Regions from separate parts of the Homo sapiens genome. Here region 1 is linked to region 2. Evidence: read pairs that join two places in POLR2A ChIA-PET (ENCODE). Cell type or tissue: GM12878. All regions are shown on one strand. Each heading gives the region's core, and the rest is flanking DNA. Links, peaks and the distances in the headings are about the cores only. Region 1 has its middle 28 kb from the start of COL9A2. Region 2 overlaps RLF (RLF zinc finger).

Region 1 (4,394 bases), core at 113-4,112, 100 kb after region 2:
TCTCCCAGCAGTCTGATCAAGGCCATACAGGCTTTTCCCATCATGCTCCTCAGTGTTTTTCCTGCCTCCTCCCAAAGTTCAGTTCCAAAACCACTTCTACATGTTTAGGTATTTGTTACAGCAGTAACATAATCTGTATTCGTTTTCTGTTACTCCTGTAAGAAATTACCACAAATGTAGTGGCTTAAAACAATACAAATTTCTGGCCAGGAATGGTGGCTCACACCTGTAATCCCGGCACTTTGGGAGGCCAAGGCAGGTGGATCACAAGGTCAAGAGATCGAGACCATCCTGGCCAACATGTTGAAACCTCGTCTCTACTAAATATACAAAAATTAGCTGGGCATGGTGGTGGGTGCCTGTAATCCCAGCTACTTGGGAGGCTGAAGCAGGAGAATCGCTTGAACCCGGGAGGCGGAGGTTGCAGTGAGCCGAGATCACGCCACTGCACTCCAGCCTGGTAATAGAGCGAGACTCCGTCTCAAAAAAAAACAAAAAACAAAACAAAAAAACCCCAACCAAACAAACAAACAAAAAAAACACAATACAAATTTGTTACTTCTAGCTCAGTAGGTAAGAAGTCCGAATGACACGGGGCTAAAATCAAGACGTGAGCAGGGCTGCACCCCTTTCCTGAGGCTCTAGGGAAGAGTCTATTTCCTTTCCTTTTCTCTTTTCTAGAGGCTTTCTGCATTCCTTGGCTTGTGGCTCCCTTCCTCCATCTTCAAAGTTAGCAATGTGACATCTCCTTGACCACTCTTCCACAGTAAAATCTCCTTTGCCTCTCTCTTCTGTCCCTACCTTCCACTTTAAAGGACCTTTGTGATTACATTGGGCCCATCTAGTTAATCCAGGATAAACACCTCATCTCAAAATTCTTAACAACACCTGCAAAATCTCCTTTGCCATGTAAAGTAGCATATCCATAGGTTCCAGGGATTCGTATGTGGTCATCTTTGGGGGGTCATATTTCTGCCCCCCCCCCCCACCACACCCCTCTAAATCTTGTAGCCGATGTGGTCTGTCCAAGCAAACTCAGTCTTGTTAGCCTCCTGCTTAAAACTCTCCAATGGCTTTCCATGGACTCTAGGATGCAGAACAAATTCTTACCGTGGCTATTACAAAGCAACGTTTGTGAGTTGGCCCTTCTTTCCTGTGGAGCATCATGTTGCTCCTTTTTCCTCTCTCCTGCCTCCAGCATCCTGCATTGCAGGCATGCTAAACTGCCTGCAGCCTCACGGTGTCAAGGCTGCCATCACCCATCCTTTCTAATATTGCTCCTACTTGCTCTTCATCTAGTTCTCTCTTACTTGTTCTTAGATGACATCTAAACTAGACATCTAAGCTAGACATCTAAACTCTTCTGGAATCCTGCCCTGTCACTCTCCCCCGGGCCCTCTGGTCCCAGTCTGGCTATGTGCCCCCTCCATTGTTCTCCTGTCAGGGTGTATTGTATGCTACCGGAACGATTCATTTATTTTTCAGTCTCATCTACTAGATTATAAACTTTAAGAGGGCAGGGGCTGTATCTGCCTCACTGTTTATCCTCAGTTGCTTAGCAAGCGTCCAGTATGAAATAGAAACTGAGTATTTGCTGAGAAAATAAATGGGCAAGATTCCTTTGAGCTCACACAGTCCGTTCTGTGAACCCTCATTGCATGATTTGCTGGAGGATTATGGCAGAGACGTCCAATGCAATCATCATGATAGAGGAAGTGACTTGGAGCTCAGGGTGGGGGCGGCAGAGGGAGAGAGTCGAGCAGCCAGACCATTGCCTCACTAGTGAATGGCAGTGATTCCAGTTCATTCCTAGCTCAGAAAGCAACGTTTTGAGCCACAACTGTCACAACTCCAGGTTAGTCCCTAAGAAGATTTCTTTCTTTCCTTCTTTTCTTTTTTTTCTTTTCTTTCTTTCTTTCTTTCTCTTTCTTTTTCTTTCTTTCTTTCATCAGGTGTAGTTGTGAGAGGAGTTTCTTTTCTATTGATGCAAAAGAGACAACTCAGCTCTAAAGACTGACATTTATTTGCTTTTATTTTTTGTTGTCATTTGTAAAAGGCAAAATAAGGGCTGGGCATAGTGGCTCACACCTGTAATCCCAGTGCTTTGGGAGGCCAAGGCGGGAGGATCACTTGAGACCAGGAGTTTGACACCAGCCTGGGCAACATAGCAAGCTCCATCTCTACAAAAAATTAAAAAATATATCTGGGCATGGTGGCACACACCTGTAGTCCTAGCTACTCCCTGGAGGCTAAGGAGGGTGGAACAGTTTGAGGCTGCAGTGAGCCATGATCGTGCCACTGCACTCCAGCCTAGGCAAGACCCTGTCTCTAAGGAAAAAAAAAAAAAGTAAACAGCATCTATGCTTCCATCTCTTAAAAACGCTCTATCAATTCATCCACACACACCCCCACCACACACAAGCACAATTTTCATTTTTCTTTTTTTTTGAGATAGGGTCTCACTATGTTGCCCAATGCCCAGGCTGGTTTTGAACTCCTGGGCTCAAGCAATCCTCCTACCTCAGCCTCCCAAAGTGCTAGGATTACAAGTGTGAGCCATGCACCCAACCTTTTATTTTCATTTTTAAACCTTTTTTCACAATTTTCTTTTCTTCAACATGTCGTGAATTTATTTCCTGATCAGCATATAAAGATCTCTCTCATTGTTTTTTAATATTTTATTTTAGAATACATCTATTGTGTATTATAATATAACGTTAAATTTGCATTTGGCTGGAGGAGAAAGGAGGGGAAGGTATTATGCTGGAGTTTCTGGAGTTTCTTTCTTTTCTCTTATATATTATATTATATTATATTGTATTATATTGTATTGTATTATATTATATTATATTATATTATATTATATTATATTATATTAGAAAGTAGTCTTCAGACCTGGTATTTCTATCACTTTTTTTTTTTTTTTTTTTTTTTTTTTTAAGAGACAGGTCTTGCTGTGTTGAGACCCAGGCTGGTCTCAAATTCCTGAACTCAAGCAATCCCACCTAGGCCTTCCAAAGTGCTGAAATTGCAGATGTGAGTCACTGCACCCAGCCACAATATACTTTTAAAGTCACTTTTATATCTGTTAGTAGCTGATATGCCCACCAGAATCAAGGAGCTAGATGACGATGAAAATGCAATTGGTTTCCCTGCTCTCACCCTTCACCCCTATATAAATACATTATTTAACCAGCCCCTTTGTTTACAAAAATATGAATAATACTGTGAAGAAAGTTACTACACATAATGCATTGTGCATTTAATAAATTGTGTCCTTTGGATACTGCTAGAATAGGTTCTCAAAGACAAGAATAGGATTTTTTTTTTTTGAAACAAAGTCTAGCTTTGTTGCCCGGACTGGAGTGCAGTGGCATGATGACAGCTCACTGCAGCCTCAACCTCCCGGCCTCAAGTGATCCTCCTGCCTCAGTCTTCCGAGTACCTGGGACTACAAGTGTGCACAACCACACCTGGCTAACTTTTTAATTTTTTGTAGCCATGGGGTCTTGCTATGTTGCTCAGGCTAGTCTCAAACTCCTGGCCTCAAGAGATCCTCCAGTCTCAGCCTCCCAGAGTGCTGGGATTACAGGCATGAGCCACTGCACATAACCAAAAGTGTGATTTTTTAAAAAATCATTTAATATATTGCTGGTGTTTCTCAGAAAAAAAAAAACTTTTAACCAATTTAAACTTCCAAGTAAATGAAAATGCATAGTTCCCTGTATATTCAACAACATTAGGTATTATAATTAAACTTCTTTTGCTGGTTTGATAAGTTTTTTAAAATCTTGTTTCATTTATTTTTAATTTTTTTAGAGACAAACTCTTGCTGTGTTGCCCAGGCTGGAGTGCACAATCATAGCTCACTGCAGCCTGGGACACCTGGGCTCAAGTGATCCTCCTGTCTCAACCTCCCGAAGTGCTGAGACTACAGGCGTGAGCCACTTGGCCTGGCTTAAAAATCTATTTATTTATTTATTTATTTATTTATTTATTTATTTTTGAGACACGGTCTCACTCTGTTGCCCAGGCCAGAGTGCGGTGGCATGATCTCGGCTCACTGCAGCCTCTGCCTCCTAGGTTCAAGCGATTCTTCAGCCTCAGCCTCCTGAGTAGCTGGGACCACAGGTGCACCACCACGCCTGGCTAATTTGTGTGTGTGTGTGTGTTTGTGTGTGTGTGTTTTGTTTTTGTTTTTTTTTTTTTTTTTAAAGCAAAGATGGAGTTTCACCACGTTGGCCAGGCTGGTCTCGAACTCTTGACCTTAGGTGATCTGCCAGCCTTGACCTCCCAAAGTGCTGGGATTACAGGCATGGCTCCTGGCCAAATCTCATTTTCATATGTATTTCTTTCATTGGTAATAAGGCTAAATATTTTTCTTATGTTTATTA
Region 2 (4,394 bases), core at 68-4,067:
CACTTCCCTAGAACAGTGTAATATAGTTCAGCCTCCTCCTCCTTGTAAAATAGAAAATTCCATACCTAATCCCAATGGGACTGAAAGTGGGACTTATTTCACAAGTTTCCAGCTGCCTTTACCAAGGATCAAAGAATCAGAAACTAGGCAGCATAGTTCAGGGCAAGAAAACACTGTAAAAAATCCAACCCATGTCCCAAAAGAGAATTTTAGGAAACATTCACAGCCCCGGTCATTTGATTTGAAGACTTACAAACCTATGGGATTTGAATCTTCATTTCTGAAATTTATTCAGGAAAGTGAAGAGAAAGAAGATGATTTTGATGATTGGGAGCCTTCAGAGCACTTAACATTAAGTAATTCTTCACAGTCCAGTAATGATTTAACAGGGAATGTTGTGGCAAATAATATGGTGAATGACAGTGAACCTGAAGTTGACATACCTCATTCTTCCAGTGACTCTACAATTCATGAGAACCTGACTGCAATCCCACCTTTAATAGTAGCTGAAACAACAACAGTTCCTTCCTTGGAAAACCTGAGGGTTGTATTGGACAAAGCATTAACAGACTGTGGAGAGCTTGCCTTAAAACAGCTTCATTATCTTCGGCCAGTGGTGGTTCTTGAAAGATCTAAGTTTTCCACACCAATTTTAGACTTATTTCCAACAAAAAAGACAGATGAGCTTTGTGTAGGAAGTTCATAAGTAGCAATTTTGTTTTAGTAACAGACTGGCTCCAACACTGCAACATGGGGACATTTGCCAACTCGAACAAAGGCTGAGAAGCAGCCACACCGTTGTTTAGGGTAGAATAGGCTGTGTATTTACATGAATGTATAATATCTATGTCAGCAGTATTGGCTGAGTCCATTAGCTCTCCAGTTGGTTTAATGATTGGGTTTATTTTTGTTTGTTTGTTTATTAAAAAAATGGAACTGTACACTTGTTTGGTGCTAATTAATACATCAAAATATACTGGGGCTTCCTTTTTCAAATTAAGTGTGCATGATTGTATATGGAACAAATACTAAGGTCCCAGGGTGGGAGGGCTAGGGAAAGGGATATGGAGTTCTTACTTGACTTGAATGTGCACCTGAGGGTGCTTTGTGTAATATATTGTACACTACAGCATCTTATATTTTTTGAGTTGAGTTTCAATAAATTACAATTTTTCACCCATTCGTTGTTTACTCATAATGAGCTTTCATGCCACATGTAAACTGAAATTGCACTTGTATTTTCTGAAATATGCCATTCACATTTTACCCCAGTAATTTTTTTATTTATTATTAGCTAAATCATTCAGAACAAGGTTCTTTTTTTTTTTTTTTTTTTTAAGACAGAGTTTCGTTCTTGTTGCCCAAGCTGGAGTGCAATGGTGCAGTCTCGACTCACTGCAACCTCCTCCTCCCAGGTTCAAGTTATTCTCCTGCCCCGGCCTCCCAAAGTGCTGGGATTACAGGCATGAGCCACCGTGCCCATCCCAGAACAAGGTTCTTTTTATCTTAAAATTTTTGTTTTTGTGGAAAGATAATTCTGAGATTAATTAGCTGCGGGAGTCAAGATAGCTCCCAGAGGATGTCCAGATGTTGGCCGAGTAGAAAGGAGAGGATATGCCAACCTAGAACATGAAGGACGTAGCAAATTCAGAGGGCATGTTTCTAGGAAACTACAAATAATTTGATATGCTGGCAATAAAAGGGGAACAAGAGAGTGACATCATTGTAGAGATAGCAGGAACTAAATCATGAAGACTAAGGAGTTTGGATTTGAGTCTATAGGCATATATCAGTTGAAGTGTGGAGTGCTCACTTGATTTGAGAAGCTGAAATTGGAAACAGTATACTTGAAGTAATTGAGGCAAGCTTGGTGAGTGTATTTACTGACAATTGCAGCAGAAGGCAGAGTAGATGAAGTATTTAAGGAGACAGGATTTTGGGGGCTTGGAGAGTGAAGGAAAAGATTTGGTACTGATGCAACCATTTTAAGTAGGTATACAAAGAAGGAATGAATATTTGGGAAGATAATGGAAACCAAGGTGAGTTTGGCTTTTAGATGTGTTGAGTTTCATTGGACTGTGGGATGTCTGTCTAATGAGGATAGCAGTATATCCTTTTAATACAGCAGCTTCATTTCCTGTTGCTTGTGAAGTTTTCAACTACTTTCATTAGCTAGTAATGAAGTGACTCAGACAACTAACATCTCTTTCTCATCCTTGTGGTTAGATTTTTTTTTTTTTTCAACGGAGTCTTGCTTTGTCGCTCAGGCTGGAGTGCAGTGGCGCGATCTCGACTCACTGCAACCTCCGCCCCTCCAGGTTTAAGCAGTTCTCTGCCTCAGCCTCCAGAGTAGCTGGGATTACAGGCTTGTGCCACCACGCCCGGCTAATTTTTTGTATTTTTAGTAGAGACAGGGTTTCACCATCTTGGCCAGGCTGGTCTTGAACTCCTGACCTCGTGATCCACCCTCCTCGGCCTCCCAAAGTGCTGGGATTACAGGCGTGAGCCACCACACCCAGTCTATTGTGGTTAGAATTTCAAGACCTTTTCTCTGACTCTTAAACCTTATTTTCTTGTTTTGTCAGCTCTTCAGGAATTTCATTCTGTCACCTCACCCTGAGTCTAAAGCACTCCCATAACCAAGTCGTTTATTGTCTCAGATCCCAGTAGGTAACAGAGGATTCTGAGAAATCCAAGTGATCTGAGTAAGACTCTGTTGAAAGAAGTGGCAGAAACAAGGATCTTAGAGACTGAGACCAGTATTGTTTCTTTGGAATCAAGCTAATTTCTTCAGTGGCTTTAATTTCCTCACTTACGAAGGGAGGAGGTAGAGGTGAAAGGTCCCTTTTTGTGATATGAGCATGAGAAGCACCTGTAGGCCTAGTAAAAATTCCTCATACGAGAGAGATGGTTAGTCCAGAGTAAGAGAAAGCTACTAAGACTGAACTATATCCATTCAACCACACAGAACTTGTAGCCCCTGGAAGGACCAAGTGAGGCCATTCACAGTGGAACTAAACCTAGATTTTAAGAACCCAATTAGGCCGGGCGCGGTGGCTCATGCCTGTAATCCCAGCACTTTGGGAGGCTGAGGTGGGCGGATCATGAGGTCAGGAGATCAAGACCATCCTGGCTAAGACGGGGAAACCCCGTCTCTACTAAAAATACAAAAAATTAGCTGGGCATGATGGCACACGCCTGTAGTCTCAGCTACTTGGGAGGCTGAGGCAGGAGAATCGCTTGAACCCGTGAGGCGGATGTTGCAGTGAGCCGAGATCGCGGCATTGCACTCCAGCCCAGGTGACAGAGCGAGACTTGTCTCAAAAAAAGTAAAATAATTCAAGTATAAGCCTAAGTAGTTGATCCCAAGATCACTGTCTATCCCAGTTAGAGCAGCTTGCATCATTTGATCTTTATTAAAGACTTTTGGCTGGGCGCGATGGCTCGCACCTGTAATCCTGGCACTTTGGGAGGCTGAGGCGGGTAGGTAACCTGAGGTCAGGAGTTTGAGACCAGGCTGACCAACATGGAGAAACCCCGTCTCTACTAAAAATACAAAAATTAGCTGGGTGTGGTGGCAGATGCCTGTAATCCCAGCTACTCAGGAGGCTGAGGCAGGAGAATCGCTGTTGGACCCTGAAGGTGGAAGTTGGAGTGAGCTGAGATTGCACCATTGCACTCCAGCCTGGTCAACAAAGCAAGACTCCATTTCAAAAAAAAAAAAAAAAAAAGACTTTCCTGTTTAAACCAGCATGAGTGACTATACGATAATACAGGGCAAAGGGTTATTTTTTTAGCTTGTAGTAATCATTTTAACTTGATATCTCTGGAATTTGTCCCAACCCTGGCACAGACCTGAAAGCACTGACTTTGTTTTCAAAGCTTTTTCAATTCAAGAGTGCCTCCAAAATGGTGAGTAGGAATGAAGACTTCCAGACACTTCTATTCTTGCCTTTACCCAGAATTCTCTTGCTTCAGTGTTTTCCCCATTTTCATGAGCCCATGTGTGAAATAGGGTAAGGAACTGTGGAGGAGAAAGTTTTTTATTAGCCTTCCTCAGGGTATTCCATTCTCAATCTATCCTTTCTCAGTCCCAAAAGGCCTACTGAGCTGAACTGCCTAAGACATAATCATTCACCAAATATTTAAATACACACATTTAAAGAGATACAATTCCAGATGCAATGGGAGACAAAAAAAAAAAAAAGTTGTCAGGGCCATCAAGAAGCTTTCACAAGGTGAAGGGAGGGCTGGAGTATCTCAGAACATTGTTACTTAAAGTGTGGTAGTGGGCCAGCAGTATAGGTGTCACCTAGGAGATTGTTATTAATAAAAATGCATAAATTCAGGCCCTACTCCAGACCTACTGGACCAAAATGTGCGTGTTAGTAAGA

The links. ChIA-PET counts read pairs that join two places held together with the same protein. Peaks named below come from ENCODE experiments on the same cell type or tissue, not always from the same donor. Only the 100,000 strongest peaks of a DNase experiment are listed, where the experiment ranks them.
Region 1: POLR2A ChIA-PET joins it to region 2 with 5 read pairs; 7 of 35 experiments call an interaction of 5 or more read pairs at or near these places.

What each region holds. Positions count from the first base shown.
Region 1 is chr1:40,343,056-40,347,449 of GRCh38, forward strand. It overlaps a transcript of SMAP2 not described here. Among named protein-coding and RNA genes, the nearest start is that of COL9A2, 28 kb to the left of the region's middle. In GM12878, for the core only: a CTCF peak has its summit at 1,736; no DNase peak of the experiment used is centred there.
Region 2 is chr1:40,239,742-40,244,135 of GRCh38, forward strand. RLF (RLF zinc finger) reads left to right here. Exons shown (of 8, transcript NM_012421.4): 8 at 1-1,180. The coding sequence ends at 706. Among named protein-coding and RNA genes, the nearest start is that of TMCO2, 6.0 kb to the right of the region's middle. RefSeq lists an enhancer at 2,066-2,115. In GM12878, for the core only: no CTCF peak of the experiment used is centred there; a DNase peak (open chromatin) is centred at 2,160; H3K4me3 peaks cover 359 bases; H3K27ac peaks cover 1,198 bases.